Linked DNA regions of Mus musculus: region 2 is linked to region 1. The links are chromatin contacts, found by Hi-C or POLR2A ChIA-PET in ENCODE. All regions are on one chromosome and are shown on one strand. Each heading gives the region's core, a stretch centred on a gene start or an enhancer-like site at or near the end of the contact. The rest is flanking DNA. Distances are from core to core; before and after follow the strand shown.

What was found. Hi-C counts contacts between places; a loop is a spot of excess contacts on that map. ChIA-PET counts read pairs that join two places held with the same protein, here RNA polymerase II (POLR2A).
Region 2: a map of heart shows a loop between it and region 1 (6-fold over the local background). The contact joins the enhancer-like site here to the promoter of Tspan9 in region 1. A Hi-C loop is called at or near these places in 8 of 37 maps with a recorded cell type or tissue (Patski, gastrocnemius and heart). POLR2A ChIA-PET finds 5 or more read pairs at or near these places in 1 of 5 experiments (embryonic stem cell).

What each region holds. Positions count from the first base shown.
Region 1 is chr6:128,032,024-128,037,961 of GRCm38, forward strand. Tspan9 (tetraspanin 9) reads right to left here and starts at 3,039. Exons shown (of 7, transcript NM_001379136.1): 1 at 2,143-3,039. The coding sequence starts at 2,478.
Region 2 is chr6:127,987,296-127,993,727 of GRCm38, forward strand. The region is part of intron 1 of Tspan9 (tetraspanin 9); the gene reads right to left. Among named protein-coding and RNA genes, the nearest start is that of Tspan9, 45 kb to the right of the region's middle. Within about 2 kb of position 4,436, at least 1 of the 3 ENCODE cell types and tissues checked has a DNase peak (open chromatin) inside an H3K27ac peak, as active enhancers do; it is heart, where a contact is called at or near this core.

The sequences.
Region 1 (5,938 bases), core at 1,789-4,288:
CTTGCCCTAGTTTGTGATTTGTCATCAGAATTCTGAAAATATTAATTAGGGTGTCGGGGAGTGGGATAGTGCATCTCTCTTCTCTTCCAGGGGAGTTCTAATTAGGAGCAGGTAGTAAGATCTTTAACTTCTAACCTCACACTGGAAAGGGCATGTGTGTCAACAAAGTGCTGCCATGTTTGTAGAAAAGATAAAATCACTCCTCACACCAGGGCTTGAGGTGCTAGAAGGCCCTTATTATCAGCAGCTTTGCTATCTAACTTCTCTTCCCCATTACGTGGGACCTGGGGATCCTGACCAAGTAACACCACACTGTGATTCACTCCATTTGGTTGATTATAAACATATTACAGGTCCCCTGCCCCAAACCAAGCTAGAATCATTCAGAAGGCACCACAAGCAGTTATACCAACTTCAGCCAGCAGGCGGCGAGATGAGAATGGCCAGGAGCCCAGGCTGCTGGGCGAGTCACTGGTCAAAAGGCTCTAAATATCTACGCCCACAGAGTCTTCATATAATTAATATATGTGCAGTGGGGCAAACCAAAAAGGTAGAATGAAACTATGAAAGAGGAAAGAGAAGGTTGGAGCAGACAGCAAACATGACAGCACTGGTGTCGACCGAGACACCAGGGAAACGCACACAAGTACTTGGCAGATACAGATCCTGGCAAAGGAATGGAGAGAGCATAAGGCACTGGCTACAAGACGGTGACAGAGTAATTCTTAACATTCCAATGGTTCTCGTCACCAGAGAATCAGAGTCTCTGACCCAGCTTTCCTACAACTCCAACCACGTGACAGGTAACCCTAATCATCACAGTGCCCCTCCCCCTCCCCACCCCCACTATCCCATCCGGGAGTATGGAAACACCCACTTCATCTCAGACCCGTCTCATAGGGGAAGAAACCATGCACTCAGGTGCCTCCTTGACCCCCAGGCTATCACAGAGCTAAGGCAGTAAGGGCCGTGAAGACCATCCATCCTAACAGCCTGGATGGAGAAGAAGCCCCAATCTTAAGGGGCGCATGAGTCACTCAAGGTCACACAAAACTCTAACAAAGAACAGAAGGCAGAGGAGACTCACACTTCTTCCTTCGAAGCCTAGAGCTTCCTTCCCCTTCTCCAGAAAAGTGGCCCCCTCCACATACACCCCCCCAAAGTTTTTCTTAAAAGTGGATCACTCCACAGGAGATGCACACTACTGCCATGCAGCCTCGCTGAGATGTCTTTCTCCTGCCCCCAGGCTCCTCCTGGACCATGCTTGGCAGCTGACGGCCTCCAGCCAGTGGCAGGACGGAGCCTGGGGATGAGCCAAACATCTGTGCTGAGTAGTCTGAGCTCTGGTGAAGAAAGACGGAGGCAGGCAGTAGTGAGGACGAAAGAAGCAGAGATGAATTAAGTTTTCATCCAGTTTGTGTAACTCGTAAGTACTTGTGCACACAGTCACCAGCGTCACACATGAGACAGACGATATTCCCAAGCCAGCCCATCCATTGACACTTTCTCTAGAAAAATCATCTCCCTTTGTCCTTTTTGCTCATCCTGGAGGCTCCTGGAGCCTGGGAAAGAGTGGCCTGGCCAAGTGCTGGCTGCCCAGCCCACAGCAATCCCTCAAAAGCAGCAGCCTGTCCCTCATCGTGTATGGCTGCTTCCTCCTCTTCCTGGGAACCATGTAAATGAGCAGGGGACTGTGACCTCCACACCCCCACCCCACCCCCACAATGCTACAGACTGGCCTCCTGCCTCCAGGAGCAATAGAAGAAACTCAGAAACCATCCTCACGGCCCCCCACCAACCCAGGGGCACAGCTGTGCCGTCTGACCCACACCCATGATGCAGGTTCCCTGGTGCAGGTACTTCAGTGTGCCTTTTTTTTGGGAGAAGGAAGCAGTGGCAAACTTTCCAGCTTCCTGGGAGCAGAACGTGTCTCTCCTGGAAGACTGACAAGTTGAAGCCTCCATTCAGCCATGGAGAAGAGGGAAAAGGGAACAGAAAGATGCAGGGAGTGGGAGGGTGCCTTCAATTTTTAAAAGCACTTACCTTTGGGCAGATAAGGTAGAGCGAGGAGGAAGTAGAAGATATTCCTAGGGTGGAAAGCAAGGAGAAGGAGCAACGGAAGACTCAACAGTAAGGACTTACCCAGAATATCAAATTGAAGAGGAACATCGTGTACTTCAAGCAGCAGAGACAGCCCCTGGCCATGTTGCACTTCTTAAATTCTAGGAGGAACACAAAGGACAGGTCCAGGTAAAACACCACGTACTTGCTGCCTTTGGGTGCATTGTACTTGTCAGTCTTAATGCCGGCCTCCGTGCGGCTCTGACCCCGCGAACCCGCGGTGCCGTAGAAGGCGCCAGCCGTGAAGCCGCGGCCGAACGGGCGGCCAGAGGTGGACGGCTTGGCAAAGTCCGAGTCCTTGCTGTCCAAAGATGGACTCCGGTGGATCGAAGAATCCTCGCTACTCGACTTCTCCATGCTCGCCTCGTTCCCGGGGGGCACGAGGGGCGGGGGGCATTGCTCCCAGAGTGGGACGGAGGGGGCACCCCGGTCGGGCACGGGTTCTGAGCAAGCTGGCTGTTGGAGCTTCGCACGCCCCCTCTCTGCACCCGCGAGCAATAGCGGAGCAACCAACTGCCGGGGGTTCACTGCCTCTGGGACGGCGCCCCGCTCCCAGCCTTAGCCCGCTGGCCCGGGAGGGCTCTGCGGCACTGTTATAAGCACGCTTGGGGAGCCGGCTCGCCTGCGTAACTAGGCTTCTTTAGGGAGGCTGCAATTTGACTGCTCTTTCCCGGGCGGCTGCACCACCGACCGGACGCAGCACTCGAGGCGAAAGGGCGCTGGGATCCAAGCTCCGCAGGCACGCCTCTTCCAACCCGGAGCCCCACCACTTTGCGGGCGCTCGGCCTCCCTTGCTCCGCGACTTTGCGGAGCCGCTGCCGGCCCTGGGCTGCCCGGGTGCGCCGCGGGCAGAGAGCCTCGGATCCGCTGCAGCTGCAACCGCTGGGCTTGCCCTGCGAAATTCCAGCCCTGACTCTCGACTCTGAAATCGCCTAGAGCCCCTTCCCCGGGCTCTGGGCCCCGCCCCCTGCTTTGCATCCGACCAATGGGCTCAAGGTCTGCCTGGCTCCGGTAGGGGAGCTACCCCCCTCCCCAATGACACAATATCTTTAATAGGATTAGCGGTCTGCTTGTGTGCCTAAACTAGTGTGCCCAGAACCCTTCTAAATGTCAAGGGCTCGCTCAGTGGCTAGGAATGAACTAACACCTCCATGGGAAAGCACTGGTTTCTTGCCCCAGCAAGGGCCGCGACTAGAGGAGGGGGAGAACTGGAGACACCAAGAACCCTAGGAAGCCAGAGGATAGGTCTGGGGGGAAAGGCTGGAAGGGAAAGAAACGGTGGCCACTACTAGGCTGGCCTCCGCCCCCTAGGAACGTCGGGCCTGTCTAGCCTGGGGCACATGGTCCCAAGCAGTACCTTTACACACACACACACACACACACACACACACACACACACACACACACACACACACACACACACACACACCACGCTTTTGCACACGTGAGAATGGCTACTGCGCACTGGTAGAGGGGCCGCAGCAGAGACGCAAGGTGTAGGAAAGCGCCCTCAGGCCTCCGCGGGGCGCGCCGCCCTCCCTGCCCCCTCCACGCGCACACGCACGCGCGGCTCCGAGAGACTCCTGCAGCTGCGCAAGCCCCCGCCTCCGCGTTCCCGAGTGGGACGGCGGGCTGCAAGGGGCAGGCGGCTCAAGTGGGGCACTGCTTTTTGCCAGCAGAAGAGCAAGGTAGCAATGCTTTTTTGGTCACACCCGAGTCCTCTCGGAGCCGAGGTCAGAGAAAAGACAGGAGGTATGTGCCTGCCAGAGGAACATCCAAAAACAGCCCTTCATCCTCTTGTGAAGCGCTGCAATGAAGACAGCCTCCTCTGGGCTTATATGCAGAAGTCTGCATTGCTGACCTGGGGCCACCACGGTTTGCAAATGATAAAAACTAGAAGACTGAGTGGGGTGGGGGTGCGGGGGTTAGACACTGAGTCTCTCCTTTGTGCAGTGAGTCAGTGTGGGAGCTAAGTTTTACCAGGCTCCCAGCAGCTAACAAGGAGCTCAGCCTCTGGAAGGTACTCCATAGGGACGGCTAGATGGAGTCTACTCTGCAACCCCCAACCCTCTATCCTGAGCCCCAAGGGGGAGCCCTTGAGGAAACACCATAGTACTACTGCCTGCCCTTTGGGCAGCACAAAATCTAGTTAGGACAGGAAGTTACTGGAGGCACAGATAGACTCAGATGGTTGTGGCTATGCCCCGAGGGGTGGGGGGTGGGGGCAGTGATTCCAACTAGGGGGAATTCACCTTCACTTTGCCCCACCACCACCCTAGAGGTGATAACTCTGAGATCTGTTTTGACTCTTCTGGGTCCCTTCTGAACTCAGAAGCAAAGCTCTGTGTGAACAACCACCACTGGGTCTCTCCTTTGGGGACCAATGGTCCTGAGATACTGTCTGAAAAAAAAAAAAAAAACAAAGACAAAAGAAAAAAGAAGCAAATGTCTAGCTGGCTCCCGTGAGAGTGCTGAGCTCTTTGACCAGGACATCTAACACCTCCTGTCCTCTTCAGCCTCACCTGCCTGCTCCAGGATACAAGGTTACCACTTCTGTCTTAGAACGTTACTTCCGGTGGGGGCACCCCCCAGCTGGACTAGAGTCAGGAGAGCTGCTGTCCCCTGGCTGGCCACCATTCCTCCTGTCAGTGTGGAGTTCAGGAATACCCAGGTGTCTTATATGTGGAGTGAACCGACAGGGGCGAGACCAGTCAGAGCAAACAGGCTCTGAACACAAGATGGTACCGTTATATCTCGGAAGGAATGACGTGTCCCCAAGGGTCCCCATGCTAGCCCCTGCCTGATTAGTCTTTTCCCATCTCTTCTCCCTAGCTCACACCTGCATCGGTCACACCAGTCTCCCCTGGTCCCTGGTCTGCCCCATCATTGTGTCTGATTAGAAATGAATGTGTACCTCCAGGGCTTGGGACCAGAAAGTCAGGCGGTAACAGGCAGGCAAGAGAAGAAGGCTGCCCAGTGTCACGGCCCTGCTTCCCCTAGTCACCCTTGTCAAAGCTACAGTGAAGTCTCACTGCGACACCTGGCTGAGTCACAATCAGACTAATAAGAGAAAATGCAGTTCATCAGCCCTTACATCCACCAGGCTGACCCTACCACATAGGTGTGGTGACCGTTCTGTTTTAGGGAAAAGGAAACGGTAGGTTTGGGTGTGCTTTCCAAGCCCATGTGCCCTCCTCTCTTGGATCTTAAACACTTGATGCCCTTGGCAGTCTTCCAGTCTAACAGAAAAAGTACGAGAGGGAGCCTGGGATGGCATGGGGTTGGGGGCGTGGGGTTATTAGGTAAAAGCATACTGAATTAGGGGAACAGGGAGGAAGATGGCTGGGGCGATGCTCTGGACAGGACAGGTAATCAGCCAGGTCCTGAGGGCTGTAATAAAGAGTGGAGAGGGGGAGGTACAGCAGAATGTAGGAGGAAGAGAGGACAAAAACAGATGGAGTCAGATCGCACCCCTCCCCTTGGGGAAACCATTCACTAGTAACAGGTCAATATGGGCAGGTTCCTGGGCATCCATAACAAGATGAATGGGACAACCCAGGGGTCCCAGGAGCTCACCAGCTAACTTGCTAGCTCTGGAAACCAGCCCTTCTATCCTGGCTCCACTTGTACCCTGGGAAGTCCAACAGAGTGATGCAGAGCCCACACAGCAGGCTGAGTGGGGAGAGCTGCCCTGTGGCCCTGCCTTGGACCAGGGCTTTTTGAAGTGGGTAAGGGAAGAAGGACTTGACTGTGGCCCGCTCAGGAAGCAGTTGAGGGAGCAGGCCTGGGTGAGAACAGGAGCTACTTTGCAAGCTAC
Region 2 (6,432 bases), core at 3,186-5,685, 43 kb before region 1:
TCTGAAAACTTTTCGGTCTGCTACCACTGAGACAAGAGAAGCCCATGGGTGGTTCTCTGAAGCAAAGGCTCCAGTGCCATTCTTCTTATAGCAGCTCTCAATGGTCATATTCTTTGTGGGTGGCCCAGGGACAATCTCATAAACAAGGTGGCAAAAGCCTGAGTGGGGAGCGGGCGCTAGAGAAAAGTTTAATAATAGCACTCACTGGGTTGGGCGCAGCCCGTTTCCTTTTTCAGTTGCCCTGATCGTCTGCTCCTGTTACGCTATGTGGCTGTGGGCAGGACAAGTCAGCTGCTGGGGAGATTCAAACCCAGGTCACCCTGGGTGCCATGTCTCCTTAGACCACCTCTGCAAAGGGTCCGTACGCCACAGCCGGATGCGGCCTATGGTGCGCTCACTTGGGTTCGCCTAACACCGCCTCTATAAAAAGCCTTGTGCTAGTGAGACACTGCCAGGCCGGAAGCCCCAAGGTTGGCTGTCCCTGAACTAGTGGCCCTGCAGTCCAGTCAGACGTCTCGCTTTCCATTGTCTCTCCTGACTGCAGACTGCTCTTCTGGGCTCTGGGGGACAGAGGGGAATTGATAGATTCGAGAGGAGCCCCACAGGTTGGGCAGGTTGGCATCGGGGTAGTTCTCTTCCGGCCAGCTGCTCTCCTCTATCTTGGAAAGCAGTATATATGTTTGCACAGCAGTTGACATGTGTATGCATGATGCATGCACATCCATGCAATGAGTGGGTCTAGACCAGAGAGAAGCTCCACATGAAGATATATGGTGTCTGTTTGTCACTCATGGACACCAATGGACACAACAAGACAAGGCCACACTTGGAAGTGGGGGCCTCAGCAACTTGGTTGATCCACGACACCCTTTCTTAATTTTTATGTGGAGTCTCTATTGTTCCCCTCAACACCATCACAAAGCTCTAAGAAGCAAATGCAGGAGAAGCACTTGAAACCATGCCTGATGCCCGGTACACGTCTCTGTATGTGTCAGACAGTCACTGCCATCACCAGGAGGGACAAGAGCAAACCCAGAACTCATGGTCCTCTGGTGGGGGGATATATTGAGCTCACAGCCCACGGGCTAGGGATGGCTTAGGCGGCTCCTGCTAGAGAAGGTGTGATGGTGGGTACCAGTACCCAGTTCTTTGCCCACTTGCAGTGAGACCCTCTTCCTATTCTGCATCTCTGCTTAGGCTCCAGTGCCAGGGTTTAAGGATGGAAGGACAAGAAGCAAATGGGTGCTTAAGGCTGGGAATGGCCCAGGAGAGAAGCGGGGTCGAAAGGGGACAGGATAGGTCAGGGCCGAGATAGAGAGAAGAGTGCTCAGGGCACAGTCAGCCTTCTGTACAGAAGGGTGCCAACGCTGCCGTTATGTCTAACCTTCTCAGCCTTAGCAGGGGTGCAAATGTCACCCTATGAACCAGTAGGGCTGGGATTTGCTCCTACCTTTGCAGTTTGGGTCCCTTTACTTCCCTGGATATATCAGACTTCCCAGAGCTGTCCCCACACAGCTGGGGATTCTGAGAGTCCTACGGACACCAGGCAGTCCCACCGGAGGACCCACCGCTGGGCTGATGCACAGCATTAGAAACACTGGAGAACGCACTGCCCCTGAGAGCTGAACTCTTTTTATTCCTCTTCCTGAATGAATATCCATGGCCAACATCATTAGTATCCATCCCATCTCTGAAAAAAGGTCCCGGAGGAAGTGATGGGGAGTGGTGACGAGGTGTGCTCTCCCACCCTAGTCCCTCCTGGTAGCCTCCTGAGCTGTGGCACCACATCAGGTGCCTGCCCTACCGCGTAGGCTGCATACCACACAGCCTTTAGCGGGCTTCGGCTTCCCTCGCTGTAGCCCACAGAGGGCATCTCCACCATCTGTCCCTTCTACTCAGATGAAGGGGCTTGTGAGGAGTTCATCTGCTCAGCTCCAGAGTCTAAAGTGAAGCTGCAGGCAACTCTGTGTCTCATGAGTCACCGTCATTACTTTGTTCACCGACCCAGCAGGCACCTGTCAGCCACAGAATGGCCTCTATTCCCGTGTCTCTGGCCTCTTTTGACTGGTTTTCTTAGAGACTGCTGTCTGTTCAGGGTAGCCTTGTAGCAAATAAACCATCCCCTGAGGTCACAGGGCACCTCTGGAAGGCAGAACAGGCCAGTGAGCCTGTTTTCTACACATTCCACGTACGTGCTTGCGTGCCCCCATTATACACCCTGGGGTCAACCAGCTCTCTAAACTCCAGTTCTTGCCATGAAATTCTGAAATCCTTCTTTGTGGTCACCCTAAAATAGCCCCAGCTCTCATCATTGACCCTCTCCCTCTTGGAGGGGAAAACAAGGCCCTAGCAGCCCACTTAGCCCAGGGAGGGTCCTGGCTTGAGCCTGAGAAGTACCTCTCTCTGCTCTTTTCAGTCTAAAATAGGCCATGAGGCAGCCTGCCAAAATCCTACACTCTTGCCAAGCAGGAGGGTTGTATTTCTGGCTGCACATCTCAAAATGCTGGACTCGAGAAGGCTTCCCAGACCAACAGCTGACTCCGGCTGTGATGATAAGCCTATCCTGGGTTTGGCCCGAGCCTTGGGTGTACAGTAGGAGGGGCTCTGTCCCTGTCCTGGAGTGCAGGGCAGCTATATAAGGACAGCCATATAAGGGCATGGGACTAGGGGGGAGCCCAGGGGGCTGGGGTTTCTCCTGGCCCCAGCAGAAGCTCACAGTGTGCACCTGCCGTGGATAAACATTCCTGCCTGCTTGCCATTCCTCGGCCTGGAATGGGCTTCCCTTTCTTGCTGCCACCGCATACCCTCTAACAGGGTACTACGCCTCACCTGCTCCGAAAGCCTAGCCAGCAGCCCCGCCCTCTCCAGTCACACCGGACCGGCCCTAGAGGGCACAGGGATAATAGTGCCCATGTGGGAATCCGAGTGGCAGGCCTGAAAGCATGGAGGTACGGCAAGGAACAAGAGGCGGGGTTGTATGTGTGTGTCTGAGTAGTAGAGGCTAGAGAGCCATCTTGCACATCTTTCTCGATTGCACCCCACTTTATTTTCTGAAGCAGGGTCACTCGGAAGCTGGAGGTCACTGATCTGGCTAGGCTGGCTGGTCCTGTCCCAGACTCTTGGTGCTTGGGTCAAAACCACAAAGTGTCTCACTGTACTTTGCACATGAGTGCTGGGCAGCACGGCTCAGGGTCTCAGGCTTGTGTGGCAAGGACTACACTTACTGATCCATCAGCCTTGTGGGTGGGTTTTAGGTGTGTGAACGAGGCAGCAGTTTGCGGAGGCTGTGCATCCTCCATGAAGCCCAGAGGACAGAACAGGGACCAAGCGATAAAACCTATGAGGCAAGAAATGACTTAACTTCTCTTGCCCAGAGACCAGAGCAAATCAACGTGTTAGCTAAGCAGGGGGCCCTGCCATTAGGGGGTCTAAGGAAAGCCCAGGGCTCTCTTTCTGGACAGGAGCTGCTCTGGCCCCAGCCACCTCTTACTCTGCATTTCTGTATTCTACCATTGGTTCCCCGGCTCACCCACCTCTGTACTCTGAGACTATGTGTGGTGCTGACTGACCCAGGACTCCTGGGGTATATGAAAAATCACTGCCCGGGGTCCCCATCTTTTAAGCTAGTGTCCTTTGTAACTGAAGAATCTCCTTCACATCTCTATTAACACCAACAAGTGAGCAGCGGCTCGCTCAGGAGAACAGAATTGGGGGTGGCGGGGGGGGGGGTGGAGAGGAGGATTTTAATGTCCACTGATTTATCCCCCTCAGTTCTTCCTTACACATTAGATTTATATTCAGATGTGAACTTTTATTTTTTTAAGCACCGACTTCCTGCTGGCGTGGTGGTACACACCTATGATCCCAGCACTTAGAAAACTGAGGCAGAAGGGAATTGAATTCAAGTCAAGTTTGGGCTACGTACTGAGACCTTGTCTCAAAAAATCCCTAAGAAGAAAAGAATAAAGCAAAGAAAGAACCAACATCCTTTCCTTTATCTCGAGCCTGTCCATCATTCAAGATCAGTTACTCACAACCAGCCTGTCCCCTCCTCTTTCTTACAACCAGGGACCCTCACACAGAACATTTTTTTTCTCATCTCTACCCCCTGGGCTCTGGAAGTTAGCCCAGGCACAGGTATGTACTAGTTCTGCACCTAGATCTAAGATGACCCCCAAAGCCCAGACGTAGGAGGGGGAAGGAGAGAAGAGAAAAGTTCAGGTGTGAACAGCTTTCTCCTGCTTTCTCCCCAACGCTACTCCCAGGCCCAGGCCCCTTCTCCTGGGCAGCCTAACATGCACTGTTATCAACCTGGGTATTCCCCAGACCTGGAAGGTTACAGCAGGCACGGAAGGCTAAGAGCCCAGCTTCACATACCTCAAGGGCTATGTCATGGCACCAGGAAAGGCTCTGAGTCACAGATATGGTCCTTGATCCACCCTCTTAAGACAGTGTATTTGACTGCCAACAAGCTGGCCTCAGCATGAGCAAGCTGGCCTGGGTGACAGAGCAGGGATGAGACAGAGCTCCTGGCTTCTCTAACCAGCGGGACAATCTTGGATGCACAGCACATGGCTGACAGAGAGAAGGTCAGAGGTTCTCAGTTCTGGGTGCTCTGACAGGAACAGGAAATCATTTCATACAGGAAACACACCAGACACCCTCAAGAAAGCTGTAGACGTGAGCCACGGGGCGACTCTACTGTGGTGGGGGACTGGATCAAAGTGTGCACAACCACGGACAACGAGAAGAACCACACAACCCTGCCTAGCGGATCTCAAAATATAACCTCAGGCTTCTCACGAAGCCAGCCAACACCATCTGAACACAAGCAAAGGGCAAGCCGGCTTTTCATGAAGGCAAGAGGCTTGTCACCATGCTGATGGCACAGGCTCTATGAAGGGAGCGTGGACACACCCATCATGGGAGAACCAGCAGATGGCCCTTTCCCACCCTGCTCAATTTACAGGTCACCATGGCCCAGGGAGGTGTTCTGAGCTCGTGTGGCAAGTTGAGGATACATCATACCCCACCTTTCTCCACGTCCCTCCACCTCAGCTAGGCTGGGACCCAATGTCCCTTGCTCCACTGCTGGAACACGCAAATGCTTTGAGAAAAAGAAAACTGAAAACTATTTCTCTCCTGTGGCAGAAGTCAATGCTCCCTTTCTACTTTGAGGATGGAGGCCCAGGAACTGCTCTAAGGACATCCTCCCTGGCCTCTGCACCTCCCTTGGCCAAGCCCTGAGAGGCAGAAATGAGCCTGGCATCTTCCAGATCACTCTACCAAACTGGCAGGTGCAAGAAATGTGCTTTGGTCCAGGCGTCTGCTTGCGTGCTTGCTTGCTTGCTTGCCTGCCTGGCAGCTCAAGGATGGCCCAATCAGAGTGTTGAAGAGTTCCAGAACCAGGCGCTGCCAGCAGGAAACAAAGGCATAGGACCTCCTGGGGATGGAGGGGAGTGGAGTGGTACCTAAGGACGCTGGCAGTGTCTTCATCTCTTCATCTCAGGATCTCTTAGCGTCTATACAGAAATTACTCTACAGCATGAACATCCTATGGCTTCTTCTAAGAGCAGTGTGGCCTCTAGAAGTCAGGGATACCCAGAATGGAGGAACCGAGGTGCAGAGTAGAAATGAGTGTTTGGTGTCACTGGAGCTCAGGGCTTCCTGCTGCGAGGCCAGGCTGGGCTCACAGCCCTCCAAAGGAATGAGGAACAGAGCCCTGGAAAGGAAGACCCTTAGGGCTCCCAACTGGCGGGAAGAAGGTCCTGGTGGTACAAATCTAGTGGACCACATGCTTGCCTTCTGCGCTGTTGGCGTCCGTGGGACCTGGCTCCTGCTGGTCCTTTCTCATCATTTGGCTTTCAAAGTGTGACTAAAGAGACTATCAGCCACATGGTCCCCTTCAGGGGGCTGCTGGGGGGCTCACCATCTGGAGGGCCCCACTGCCACCGATGTTGACTGTCTGCCTGCGGCACAGGGTCGGGTGCAGCGGTGAGAGGGACTTGCCAGCACTCCTCCCAAAGCACACACTGCCTGGTGGCTTCTGGGAAGGGACAGCCATGCCACCAGCTGCCTCTCTGCTCCTGGGATCTGTCTACCCCATACCATCTGGGGAGGGCTAGAACCCAAGACCACGGCTGTGACCTGGCCTCCTACAAGCTAGACAAACAGGCAGAAGGTGAGGCGTTCAGCATCCCAGCTCCTGAAGTATCTGGAGCCCTGGAGGAAATGGTGAGAGGCTGTTCAGACTGGGACAAAAGAGAAAGCTAGTTTACTCATCTTTAGAGACCCAGGCCTTTGTGGCTGACAGCCTCTTGAGGAAGGGGAAGAGTCTGGGTCAAGAAGATGAAGCCACAAGACATTAAACAGCCTCAAGTGAGGATCTGTTACCTTAGAGGACACTATTTGGGGTCAACTGTCCCCAACAGG